Regions from separate parts of the Homo sapiens genome. Here regions 2 and 3 are each linked to region 1. A link is a contact called in ENCODE Hi-C or POLR2A ChIA-PET data. All regions are on one chromosome and are shown on one strand. The core of a region is the stretch at or near the end of the contact, and the rest is flanking DNA. Distances in the headings are between cores, read along the strand shown. Region 1 holds the start of RAB22A (RAB22A, member RAS oncogene family). Region 2 holds the start of LINC01711 (long intergenic non-protein coding RNA 1711). Region 3 overlaps APCDD1L-DT (APCDD1L divergent transcript).

What was found. A loop is a pair of places that touch in the nucleus more often than their neighbours do. ChIA-PET counts read pairs that join two places held with the same protein, here RNA polymerase II (POLR2A). Pooled maps may share reads with other maps.
Region 2: a loop to region 1 is called in a pooled map, with 2.4 times the contacts of the local background. The contact joins the promoter of LINC01711 here to the promoter of RAB22A in region 1. A Hi-C loop is called at or near these places in 3 of 168 maps with a recorded cell type or tissue (B cell, dorsolateral prefrontal cortex and heart right ventricle), 1 of 37 single-sample maps with no recorded cell type and 1 of 50 pooled maps. POLR2A ChIA-PET finds 5 or more read pairs at or near these places in 2 of 52 experiments (T-cell and activated B cell).
Region 3: a map of kidney shows a loop between it and region 1 (7-fold over the local background). The contact joins the enhancer-like site here to the promoter of RAB22A in region 1. A Hi-C loop is called at or near these places in 1 of 168 maps with a recorded cell type or tissue (kidney). POLR2A ChIA-PET finds 5 or more read pairs at or near these places in 1 of 52 experiments (HCT116).

Annotation. Positions count from the first base shown.
Region 1 is chr20:58,307,988-58,312,308 of GRCh38, forward strand. It overlaps RAB22A (RAB22A, member RAS oncogene family), which reads left to right and starts at 1,728. Exons shown (of 7, transcript NM_020673.3): 1 at 1,728-2,025; 2 at 3,056-3,135. The coding sequence starts at 1,990. It also overlaps the pseudogene PPP4R1L. RefSeq lists silencers at 1,197-1,756, 1,797-2,126.
Region 2 is chr20:58,632,656-58,636,976 of GRCh38, forward strand. LINC01711 (long intergenic non-protein coding RNA 1711) reads left to right here and starts at 2,117. Exons shown (of 1, transcript NR_125359.1): 1 at 2,117-3,083. RefSeq lists enhancers at 2,121-2,250, 2,271-2,340.
Region 3 is chr20:58,566,674-58,570,994 of GRCh38, forward strand. All of the region lies in intron 6 of APCDD1L-DT (APCDD1L divergent transcript), which reads left to right. Among named protein-coding and RNA genes, the nearest start is that of APCDD1L, 53 kb to the left of the region's middle. Within about 2 kb of position 2,003, at least 2 of the 41 ENCODE cell types and tissues checked have a DNase peak (open chromatin) inside an H3K27ac peak, as active enhancers do.

The DNA.
Region 1 (4,321 bases), core at 478-2,977:
GGATCACGAGGTCAGGAGATCGAGACCATCCTGGCTAACAGAGTGAAACCCCTTCTCTACTAAAAATACAAAAAATTAGCCGGGAGTGGTGGCGGGCGCCTATAGTCCCAGCTACTTGGGAGGCTGAGGCAGGAAAATGGCGTGAACCCAGGAGGTGGAGCTTGCAGTGAGCCGAGATCGTGCCACTGTACTCCAGCCTGGGCTACAGAGCAAGACTACGTCTCAAAAAAAAAAAAAAAAAAAAAAGAGTTTAACGCTGTCTGGTCCATGGTAAGTTTTCAGTAAACACCAACTCTTACTATTAGGAAACCTGAAGATGTGGAATGAAAGATGAGAGGAAGTACTGTATATGACTGGCGTACAGTACGCCCCCAATTAATGTTAGCTATTTGGATGATTTATATAGGGCTTCTTCACCAGCAAGCACTCCGGTGCTCGGTAATTTTCTGTTTACAAGTAGGCTCTCCCCACACCCTGTGAGCTCCCTGCGTGTAGAGCTGTTTTCAACACATCCTTGCAGGTTCGGAGCCCAACACGTGGCCCCCAGAGCAAATAGCTGCTCAGTAAGTTTCTTGACAGGAGAGAAAACGCTTCCTTCCTTCACCAGAAATGCGAACTTGGATTTCTAAGATGACACCTCCCCCAGCTACCAGCCCTTAACATGATTCCAAAAAAGAGGGCAAGAAGGGACAAGGGTCCCACCCAAGAAATGCGGGGGCCAATGGGCTCCATGGGATAAGAGATGGAGCCGGGCTTGTGGCCAGGACACTTGAGAAGTCCGTGCAACTCCGTGACCGGCCACACCGAGAGGGGGACCTCCCAAACCCCCCAGCAGTCCTAAAAAGTCCCTAGGAAAAGGGCAAGGCCCTGAGAGGGAAGTCACCCACCTCCCAGGTGGCGGACCCCCCGCCCGCCCAGGGTCGACTAGGACTTGGGACTACCCCCTCCGCCCATCCCACGGCAGCTGCAGGCGCAGGAAGAAAAGAAGTGACAGGGAGTCCAAAGTTTCCCCAACAACAAAAATCCTTCCCCCGAGGGAAGGGAAGGGCTCCCACCCTCAGCCCGCCCCGCCCAGGGAGGAGGGACCGCCACCAGTGGATCTAGGCAGTTGGGGGTCCCGCTGTTCTGGTCCCGACAAGGAGTGCCTGGCTTGAGGTTCCCCCGCCCCGCGCTTCGTGCACTCTGAATTCTTTGAGAGGGTCCCAGGGAGGGACAGGGGTGCCCCAACTCTTACTTACAGTCGTCTAAGTCATCCTGCAAGTCCACAAAGTACAGGGGGATCTCTGAAAACCAAGAAACACACAAGAAGTTACCAGGGGGCTGCGGCGAGAGGGGACGGGGTCGGGCAGGGGCCCCTCGGCCTCGCGGGGTGGTCACGGGGCGAGAGAGAGAGGGGCACCCCTGGCATCCCCCGAGCCCAGCCCCACTCACCCGCCATCTTGGGATGGGCATGGAGGCGGGACCGGCAGGGGCGGGGCCCTGCAGACAGGGGCGGGGCCCTGCAGACAGGGGCGGGGCCCTGCAGACAGGGGCGGGGCCCTGCAGACAGGGGCGGGGCCCTGCAGACAGGGGCGGGGCCCTGCAGACAGGGGCGGGGCCCTGCAGACAGGGGCGGGGCCCTGCAGACAGGGGCGGGGCCGTCGGCTTCGGGCCCCGCCCCCGATCCGCGCCGGCCGGCCGGCCCCGCCCTCTCAGCGAAGGTGGCTGCCGAGGTGGGCGGGGAGGTCAGGTGACGCGGCCGGCGTCCCAAGATGGCGGCGGCGGCGGCTCCCGGAAGGCCGCGGCGGCGTCCCGGCTGCTAAGGCGGGCCCCACGCGGCTGGCAGCGGACAGGCCGGACCTACGGCCGGAGGACGGGCGGCAGCCGCCTCTGCGCGGACCGGGGCTGGGCCGTGCGGCGGCAGCGGCGCCAGGGGATGCTCTTGCTGGGCCTGGCCTCTCCCTTCTCAACTTAGGGCGGCGGCGGGCCCGCGCCCCTGGCTCCCGGGCCATGGCGCTGAGGGAGCTCAAAGTGTGTCTGCTCGGGGTGAGTGGCGGCGGGTCCGGCCGGGAGGGCCACGGGAGGCTGGGCTGGCGGGGACCCCGGATCCCCCCTGTCCCCTCATCCCTTCCCCCCTCCCACGTCCAAGACGCTGTCTGCCAGCCCCGTGGACCCTCCCTCCAGCTCGGGAGCCGTCCCGCCCACCTCTTGCACTCTCGAAAAGGTCCTGGAGGCCGAAGGGACCCTTCCCCTTCCCCTCCCTGGAGCCCGTGGACTCTTCCCGCCCCACAAAGAGCAAACAGCCCCCCCTTGCCTCTCTATTGCATCTGGGTTAAGAGAGGTTCTTAAATAGTTTTCTCCCAACTTACCAAGGTATTAGTTGGGAGTTGGCCAAGTCTTCCAAAGTAAAACCAATAACAGGTCTTTAGGTTTTACAAGCAGCATTAGCCTACTTTGTCTCTTGGGTGTTTTTGAACTTGTGGGATACCCCTGCCACTTGTCCAAAGAGTTACTTTGCCAAGTAACTCTTCCTGTGGAGAAAAGGGGTGTTCAAATCAGGAAGCCCCAAAGACTAGTTTGAAGCTTCAGCTTCCTGTCTTGTCAGGAAAGACAAGGTGTTGGCCATTTCAAAGCCTTCTTTCTGAAATTGATGCTGTCATTCCAGAGTTTCTGCCTTAAAGATCGGCAGGAACTCCAATAACTAATCTTTATTCCCCCAAATAGGGTGGGGCTAGGATTCATCAGGGATTACTCAGAGGTAACTCAGGAGTTCAAAGTTTACTAACATATGTTAAAAAGCAAGTGGACTTGTTACTTTTTACACGAAGCAGAAACTTTGGGTCTCTCAAAAGGTCCTAATCTGTCTTAACGGCAAAAACCTCTCCCTTTTAGTACAGTTGGAATTTCCTAATTACTCTACTGAATTTTTATGACAACCGCTTTTGTGTTCCTCCGTTTATAAAATTTACACGTCTAGGGTGATTTTTCTAAAATCCTGAACTTATGCCACAAAGTAGTTTTTGGTGTCTGCCAAAAGGTAAACTTTTTCTCAGTCCCTCATCTCGTTCTCTTTCAGGATACAGGTGTAGGTAAATCGAGTATTGTGTGGCGGTTTGTGGAAGACAGTTTTGATCCAAACATCAACCCAACAATAGGGTAAGAGACTTTTATTTGATACACATCTAAAGGTGCATTGAAAATCCTTCCAAATACATAGTGTGTTACAGGTGTAGGCCCTGCGCTTTGTAGTCATTGAATTCTGAGTCGCTGGTTCGCATCATCTCTGGAAGGACTTGAAAGAGTCCAGTGAGGATCTGTGTATTTTAGGAAAATTATCTTCGGACTTGTTGGGGGTGAGAACTTCAAAATGCAAATATGAATTGGAGTTCTACTAATTATTAGAACAGACACAGAAGCTTCGGTCTATAAATATCAACAGCAATTACACCTTGAAATAAGGCAGATGAAAATAGATCCTGGTGCTATTCTTTCAGGCATATCAAGTAAAAGACATTTAAATGGTTTTTGTCCTTCCTGAAAGTAGTAGGTTGAGATCTGAACCCTTACACATTCCTGTACTGGTAGTAATAATAAATTAATAAATTCATATTGAAATGGAAGGTTTTTTCAGTTCTCTGGTTCTATGGATAAGTAAAGTTGATTGTTCATATGTTTTTGACGCTATAAGAAAACTTTTCATTTTGCAATACTAATCCTTTGACTACATAAGAAGTTGTGTTTTATAGGCTTTAATATTATGTTAACCTTATAAAACTAAATAGGTGCTGTGCTCTAGTTTTAATCATCAAACCCTCAAATGGTTTCCAGCATTTAAAGAAAAAATCTATGTTATCCATCATTAGGATAAAATTGGCCTTTGTGCTCCATGCAGATCATTCTTTGACTAATAGAGAAATATTTTACAGCCCAGGAGAGAAACTGCCATAAGATTGTCCCCTGAGAAATTATGAGCTCCTGCTGTCAGAGGTTATTTATGGATTTTTTTGAGACAGAGTTTCGCTCTTTTTGCCCAGGCTGCGGTGCAATGGCGCAATCTTGGCTCACTGCAACCTCTGCCTCCCGGGTTCAAGCGATTCTCCTGCCTCAGCCTCCTGAGTAGCTGGAATTATGGGCGCCCACCACCATGCCCAGCTAATTTTGTATTTTTAGTAGAGACAAGGTCTCACCGTGTTTGCCATGCTGGTCTCGAACTCCTAACCTCAGGTGATCTGCCCACCTCAACCTCTCAAAGTGCTGGGGTTACAGGCATGAGCTGCCACACCTCGCCTATGTGTTCAATATTTTTTGTCTGCTTTTTTTTTTTTTTTTTCACCCAGGCTGG
Region 2 (4,321 bases), core at 867-3,366, 330 kb after region 1:
TTCTGGTTTCTAGAACTGGGCCTGGGCCAAGTGAATACATTGATGTGTATGTTTTTCCATGTCAAGGATACATGATTTGTGGATGATTTTCTAGCCACCAGCCAGTGGGTTGGCCACACCAGTCCTTGCCTCCCGTGCTTACCTAGGGAAAGCGGAGCCCCCACTGATTGGGGTCGGGGGAGATGCAGAAGTAACTTCGCAGAGGACCGATGAGCTCATGCCGGGGACACAAGTTGCTGTGCGGCTTTCCACAGGGGAAGAGTTATGGGCAACTTCAGAGCAGCAACCAGGATTCGGTAAAATACTTTTAACGCAAAGTACTGCTCTATAGTGACCTGAGAGCCCTGGCCTTGTGGCCGGTACTTCCCGTGGAGACCACTGCAGGTGCACTCATTCTTCATTCTTTGGACAAATATTTGTGGAGGACCTAAATACGCCTAACACTAGATATTAGGCCCACCATGGTGAGCAGGCCAGGCTGGCTCACATCCTAGTAGAAGAGACACATATGAAGGAAATGAACAAGGTACCAGGACAGAGACTTACAGGAGAGAGTGTGGCTGGAAGGCTTCTCTGAGGAAGGGACTTGGGGACTTGAAGGACAGGAAGGAGCCAGCCATCAAATGAGCTACGGTAAGACCATTCCTGGCCGAGGCAGCCAGAGAACAGAGTCCTTGAGGTGGGGAAGGGCTTGGCCAGTTCTAGGCATGCGCCCAAGGCCACTTTGGCTGGAAAACGGTAAGGTCTGGAAGGCTCCGGTAAGGAGTAGGAATTTGGCACTGTCTCACCTAGGAGAGGGGAAACTGCTAACGCAATGGCACATCACCACCTCCAGGAAGTCTTTCAGGGTTGCCTTTGTGGAGGTGAGCCGCCATACCACAGAAAGCCTGGGCCTACTGTCATGGTCTCAACTGGCCGTCATCATCTGTGACTTTGCCTCTTAAGATTCTTTGTATTATGAGGGGTGGGTGTCTTCCCAAAGGCCTCTAATTCTCTCACCGCCACTGCTGTAATGACCTCCTAAAGGTCTCTAATACTCAGAATAGCAGAATAGGGTGACATGTGGGTGATTGCTCTGTGATGTCTTTTACACCATTGATCACCAGGATCCCTGTGGCACATCTGGCTAGTCAAGTGGGTGGCCCCTTACCTCCCAGAGCCATATCACAGAAAGCCCTTCCCAAGGAGGAGCAGCCCAGAGCTCTCTGTCAACCAGCATTCTGAAGCGCCACATGTGGTGATGGTTTAGCAGTGTCTGCTAGGAGCATGGGAGGGGAGGGTGGGGTTAGGTGTGCCATGCATTTGCCCTCCTTCCTAAAAGAACCTCCTTCCCCTCCCCAAAGCCCCATATACTTTCTAGGTCTTAACCCAGTGGCATATACATGATAGATGTTCAAAACATGTGCTGTTTGATCGATAGTGTATTCAGCAGTCATTTCGCAGCCTAGTGACTGCGAGCTCGACTCAGAGAGGGAGTGACAGTGACGGGGCAGAAGCACGTGGCTGCCAGATGGGCGATGGGAAATGTTCCGCACACAGAAGTCAACCATCCTGCCAATTTGGGAACACGAAGTCACTCGTTCGATGCCTGTCAAGTCCCTATGCTGTGCCTGCCACGGCCCTTGCTGCTACGGTACCACGAGCGTCCCCAGGAAGACACCTTGCTTGTCTCTAATTCCATGAACTTTTTGCAAGAAAATCTTGCTTGCCTTCCCCAGGGGTCAGGTCTTCAGAGGGGAGACTCCTGCCCTGGTGTGCCCGGCTCCTGCCCATCCAGCAGAGCAGGAAAAGGTGACTCGGGTTCCATTTGACAAACGTCTCTTCTGAAAGCTGCCCTTAGCAGGCAGGAGAAAAGCCCCCATTTACTGGGGCCTTGTCAGAGTTTCTAGAGCTTAAATTCTCTTCTTCAGAAAGGAAAAATATCTGCGGCCCCACATCCGCAGATGCATAAACGTGGGCGTGATTTATGAGTGCACGTGGTATCCAGCGCTTTCCCCCAGCTACTGTGAAATCGTTCCTCTTCTCTGACTGAGACGTCAACAGTATGGTCACTGTATATGTTTTCCCACTTTTTCCAGAGCCAAGAACCAGGAAAAAAAAATGAAAAATGAAAGTGTACAGGAAGTCAAGGTCAGGCCATACCCACCACAGTTCGGGCAGCCATAGAGGAGAGCTTTCTTAACGGTCCGCTGGGACCCAAGTGGGCCTCCCCTGGGACTGCGTGCTCCCCTACAGAACCTGATGGCTGGAAACACTCACACTACTGCCTGTCCCGGCATCTCTCCCTCCGCCGCAGGGGCTGATGCTGCCACAGGACACAGAGCAGCAGGCCCCAGAGGCTTCTCTGCACCTCTGCTGCCTTTCTGAGTAATCAGAGGAGGCCACACCCACTCCAGGACACCCACACGGGCCTTCTGGGCGATGACGCTCCTGGCCCAGGAGTGGGGGGCTGCCTCACACCTGCTGCTGTGGGGCAGAGTCTCTCCTGGGTCGGGGCCTCGCTGGCGGATCTGCTCCATGTCGTGTGATGTGCTGCAGCCCCGCGTCACCGAGAGCCTCTTATGGGCCACCAAGTCCACACAGCCACTGGCCATGGGGCACCCTGCAGGGCCTCTGGACACGGAGACCTGTGGTTCTCAGCCAGTGGTGATTTTGTGTCCAGGGAACACCTGGCCAAGTCTGGGTTCAATTTTGTTTGTCACAGTTTAAGGTTGGGGTGTCACTAGACATCCTACAGTGCACAGGACGGCCCCACAGCAGACCAGCCCGACTGTCAGCAGCACCGAGCCGGGAAAGCCTGGTCTGGAGCCGTTTCTCTCTAGGGTCCCTGCTAGGGAACCCCTCACTGCCATGGAGAACCCCTCTCCTCCTGTCTCTCAGGACTCTCCGAGGGTCAAGGATGGATGCCTCCCCATCGAGGGCCAAACAAACTGACAAATCGAGTGGGCAAACGGCTTACTCAAAGGCCAGGAGCAGCTACCCGATGACTGCTCCCTCGACCTCTCTCTTCTCACTTTCTTCCCTATTCCATCCTTTGATGGGTGGCCTGTTACACGTTTGGAAATAAAAACAAGTGGGAAAGAGTGCCATAAACATTCCTGGGAAAAAAGCAGGGCCGACTGGAGGTCCATTGTTGCTGAGAGACAAAAAAGATCAAAGGGGAAGAAAGAAAGGATGGAGGGAGGGGAAGAAGAGAGGGAGAAAAGGAAGGAAAGAAGGAGGAAAAGGAAGAAGTAAAGGAGGCAGGAAGGGAAAGAAGGAAGGAAGAGAGAGAGAGAGGGAGGGAGGGAGGGGGGAAGGAAGGAAGGGAAGGAAGGAAAGGAGGGAGGGAAGGAAGGGAAGCAGAGAGGGAGGGGAGGGAGGAAGGAAGGAGGGAGGGAGGGAAAAAGAAATGAAGGAAGGAAGGAGGGAGGGAGAGAGGGAGCACAGAGAGAGGGAGGGAAGAAGGAAGGAAGGAAGAAAAAGAGAGAGAGAAAGGGAGGGAGGGGGAAGGGAGGGAGGAGGAGAGGGAGGGAGGGAGGAAGGAAGGGAGGGAGGGAGGGAGCACAGAGAGAGGGAGGGAAGAAGGAAGGAAGGAAGGAAGGGGGGGAGGAAGGAAGGAAGGGAGGGAGGGAAGGAAGCAGGGTTCTCACTGGTAAATCTCCCTGGCTGCCCTCTGTGCGTGTGTTACAGAGAGATGTTCTGTAGAAATTTCAGGAGAAGGGCTTTGGAATCCTTTCATCGCAAGTGGTATCAAGCACAGGTGACCATCAGGATGTACGGATGAGACGGCCCAGTTGGTGGGAGCTCACCAGACTGACATTAAAAGGAAAGGCCACCCCAAACCTCCATAGCAGTAGCTGGGAAGGCCTGAATGGCTGTGTCTGGCCTGGAGGAACTGCTCCCTTCAGGAACCGTAGCCCTTCAGGGGCCTGAAGCATTTCAGAGACGAAGAGGGAGCCCCTGAGACGCCCACATGTAGACACTCCAGGAAACAGCAGTACCTGACTACACTCAACAAACCCGAAGTCCTCACGGCCTGGCAGGCTCTTCACCTCTGGCGCCTGCCACACTCCAGCCTCACGGCTTTCCCTCCCCTCCCTGCTCTTCCCACTCCCTGTGACACTCTTCCCTGCGACAGCTTCATGGCTTACTACTGGTCTCTGCATCAATGTCACCTCCTCCTGAAAGCCTTCCCTGATCACCCTTGGTGTGTGTCTCCTGTCTGTCACAGGGCAGGGAACTTGTGTCTGGCTGCCAGTGGCATCCCCAGCAGCCAGATCCCTGCCTGGCAATAGTAGCTGCTCTGTCAATATCTGTCCATGGTTGAGTCCAGCTCCTA
Region 3 (4,321 bases), core at 753-3,252, 260 kb after region 1:
TGGCTATTTGCGTTCTGGCAGCACTGAGCCCCCATGCACCTGGGCATGGGGCCTTTTAGCGCCTGGCTCATTTGGTCAAACCTGGCTGGGTCCTGGCTCGCCTTGCTGTTGACGGGTGAGGATGTGTATTCTCCATTCTCTGCCAATTTCTCTTCCTATTCGTCTATTCCTCACCCCCGAATTTACAGTCTTAACACATTGTCTTTCCTCTAACTATGCCCTCCTCCAAAACAATAGATTTCGTCCAGATCAATACCAGCCCATGCCTCTGTTGAGCCTGTCAGTGGGTTTCAGGGCATCCTTTCATATCCCTAAGAGCTGATCAACATTTCTTCTTCAATGCGGAGCTCAACCTCTGGGCTGGTCGTGGCTGTGCGACTTCTCAGGAGGCCAGGCAATTAGCTAAGACACTGTTTCTTCTACGGCTTTGATGGCATCCACTTCCTTCCTGCCCCTCCAGGAGACTCCGTCTCCACCTCTCAGCCTGGGGACACCACGGGCCCTATGAACAGAGGCCCAGCCATCACCCAGAGAAGTGTGAGCCAACTGTATTTCCTCAGTGGCTCATTCATTCATTTGCTTCCTCTCATTGTCTCCAGTGTTGTGGGCTGGCCAGAGCACAGGTGCTGGGGTGCAGGGATGAAAGGCAGGAGAGGGTGGGGAAAGAAGCCTCAGAAGCCCCACACCCTCCAGTTCAAATCCCAGCTCTGCCATTTACTAGATTTGTAACTTTGGGCACGTTTCTGAGCTTCTCCTGTCCTCGGTTTCCCAGCACCTGCCTCACGGGTTGTGGTGGGAATGAAGGGGACAGGGAAGAGGGGCAGCTGCCCTCGAAGGGCTCGGTGCCTGTGACCTGTCGTGGTCCGTCATGACTCACAGCCCCAGCCTAGACTTGAGCCTTAGGGCCGTCAGGAAGGCGAATGTCGGGTAGGGCAGTGGGTGGCATCCATGGCGGGGAAGGCCGGGAGCCTGGATACTGGGAGACATCGTTCCTTGCTCTGCACTGTTCCCCTTGGACAGGGGCCTCCTTCCTCTCAGCCTCCAGGCTCGGACTCACCTGTGCCTCCTGCCCCCTGTAGCCACCCTGCGGCTCCCAGAGATCTCCCCCACCCCTCTCTAAAGAAGGGCCTCTTCTTACATGCCCTTCAGGTCCCCTGCACCTTTCTGCGCTGGCCCATACATTTACATTGAAAATATCTATGTGATTATTTGGTGAATGTCCTCCCTCACATCACTGGAAGCCCCATGAGGACAGGGACTATGTGTGCACCATCGTATCCTGGGTGTTCAGCATGAGGCCAGGTATCAAGGCCAGGCTTGAGAAATCTTTTTTGCATAAATAAATGAGTTTCTGGCTGAGAGAAACAGGGAGAGAGAGAGAGACAGAGACAGACAAAAACAGAGAACTCCAAGGGGGCCTCATGCCTGGGGTATAGACATAGGGGAGTTGGCAGTGGGTCCAGATGTCTGGGGCCAAGAACCATCTGGCCCTGTGCCCATGGATAAGGATTCGGGTCTTTCTCCCGAGGGTCCTGGGATGCCTCTGAAGGGCATCTCGGGGCCGTGGGCCTGCATCCGATTTGCATTTTAGGAAGATCAACCGGCAGCTGTATGGAGAGTGGATTTATAGCCTGGCTTCTTTGTTCAAATCCCCAGAGTCATTTTCTTCTTTTTTATAGGATTCTGCTTGTTAGGGACAGAGCCAGGAGCTGATTATTTCTTCCTAACTCACTTTGTGACCTTGGGCGAGTCCCACCGCTCAGCAGAAAGCAGGCGCCGGCCCCTGGCTGTTCCTCCCAGCTGCACAGCTGTGGTCTCCCAAGATACCCGTTCCTCCCCCAGAGAGCCCTCACCTGCCACCCTCCTGGCCACCGGCCATGGATGGGGGTCATCTCTGCACCGAGCTTGCCGCACTTGTGGGGTCTCCCTGCTGGTGCTGCTGCAGGAGGGGGTCGAGCTGGGGGTGTGCGGACACCTCCCTTTGCCAATGACTCCCACACAGTTGATGAGAAATCCATTGGGTCCTGCCTCGTTTTGTTCCCCGGGACTGCAGCTGTTGCTCCTTACTTAACTCCAGCATTCCCTCCTCATGCAGTCCCACCCTCTCCCACTCTACCCTCCTTGTGGGGGCTGAGACAGGATGGTGGCTGTCCAGAGCCACAGCCAGCCTGCCTCCTCCACACATGGGCGCCCACCCACCCCTCCGCACACCGGGGCCGTCGGGGGGCCCGCTTGGTGATGTTTTAAGTGAGGCCGACAGAAAAACCCCACTCCACTTTCCAGCACTGCCAAAAACAGCTCTCCCGCTAGATTTATAAAGTTTGCCTAACTTTCCTTCTGCCACCCAGGAGAGGCCTTCCGTGCATTTGAAGAAAACACCTCCCCCAACCTTTTTTTTTTTTCTCTGAAAAACAGATGAAGGTTTTGGCTAGAAATCCAGAGGTCTGGGGGGCAGGCGTGTAAATTCAATGGCGGTTTATTGCCCTAAGGAAAACATACCTGGGTTATGAAGTATTCCCCCTTGAAATCTCACTTGACATTCTGTAAAGAAAGAGGAACGTTTTTAAGAAGTTGTTGGAGCCACCTAATACCTTCCCTACAAAGCAGAGCCTTTTTGAAAGATTAATATCGAGCTGCAGACAGTCAGTCACCATAATTGTACCGATCCCGGCGTGTTCCTCTGCCCATGCCGTCGGGGTGCTGGGAGCCGCAGGAGAGCTCCATCCGGAGTGCCCGGGAGTTGGGGCCTCCAGCTTAGTTCCATGAAAGGCTGCCAGCCCCGGCCCTGGGTACCCAGTCCCAGACCCAGACCCACATAGGCCAGCACATTTCTGCTGATGATCTTTCTTAACTCTTTTTCCTAAGCCAAGGAAGGGGCAACGCTGCGTTTGGGGTTTGTAGGCATTTATTAATGGAATTAAGGACGATTTGCAAGAACCCTCTACTGCTCACACCACTTCCCTCGTGTCATTGCGTAAGAGGCTTTTCCTGGGCAGCTCTACCTACCTGGTTGTGTCCCTTTAACTGGAGAAAAAGGGAAGTTTGGGGGGGTTGGGGGCCCTCTGACTCGGAACAAAGTCTTCCTGCAGATGCTCCCTGTAGTGCCGTGGGCTGGTTAACGTGAAGTGTGTGCACGTGGGTCCTGGCCAGCACAGTGTGGGTGAAACTCCCTCCCTCCTCCAAGGTCATGTAGTCGCCTCGCAGATGTGGCTGGTATGGCAGTGGGTTTCAAGGCTGCCAAAGCTTAGAAGTGTCACCTCGGACAACCCCTGCGGGTGCCTCGTAACCGGAAGAATGGGGCAAGGTCGAGTTGCCATTTGGCTCCCTTTACCTTTTTGTCCGCGTGGTGGTCATGCTAAACAGGCCCTGAACTCCCACTTGGGCACCCCTGGGACCTCAGCTTGCAGATCAGGGGCTGGCTATGGAGAAATGTGAGGTCCCCCCTCCCCTCATCTATGGGAGAAAAACAAAGGCCTAAGCGAAATGACTTTTTTTGAAAGCATCATTCCATACAGCATTAATTTTTTAGGATTTCTTCTGGGAGGGGAGATCAGATCAGAACCACAAATGATATGAAAACATCAATGTCTTCATCTGGAGAGGAGCGGGTGGTGCAAAGGTCCGACCACCACGAGGTCAATCCTCTCCCGCCCAGCGTGGGCTCACCGACCTGCCATGGGGTGGATGTTGATTAACTTCATCCAGGGTTTCCCCTTGGTGTCTGAGGGCAATTTCTGACCCGGATAAAGCTGGCTTTCACCACGTGACCTTTACAGAAAGGCAGTACTGTGTCCCCTCTGGGGTCCCCGAAATAATAAATCACCAGAGGCCCAGTGAGAGATGAGGCCATGCGAGGAGGCAGACAAAGGACAGAAACGGACAATAAATCTCACTTCTAGGGAGCAGTCATTTCTTTTTTCTTTGCAGTAATTTTTGTGAAATGTAATTGTGATCCAATAATACAAATACCAACATCTGGAATTCTGCAAGCGATATCTCTGCCTGTTCTGTTTGGAAATGGAGTACTTGGCAGGCATACTTTCTTTCCCATTCATGGACAGGGAGCAAAGCGTTCAGGGGAGGGCCAGAGGGGAGAGAGCACTGCCGTCTGCTGATCGTGGATGGAACCCTCATTTGAGAAGCTCCAAAGGTAGGGGTCATCAGTCAGACCCCAGCCCCCCTCCCCCACCCCCCACCAGCCACTGACAGTCCCAGGAGCCAGGCATTTACAACCCAAGCCCACAGAGATGTGGAAAGAACTCTCAGAACCAACGTGGTTTGAAAAGCACCAAGAAAGAAGGGAGACTTGGTCGAATAGCCG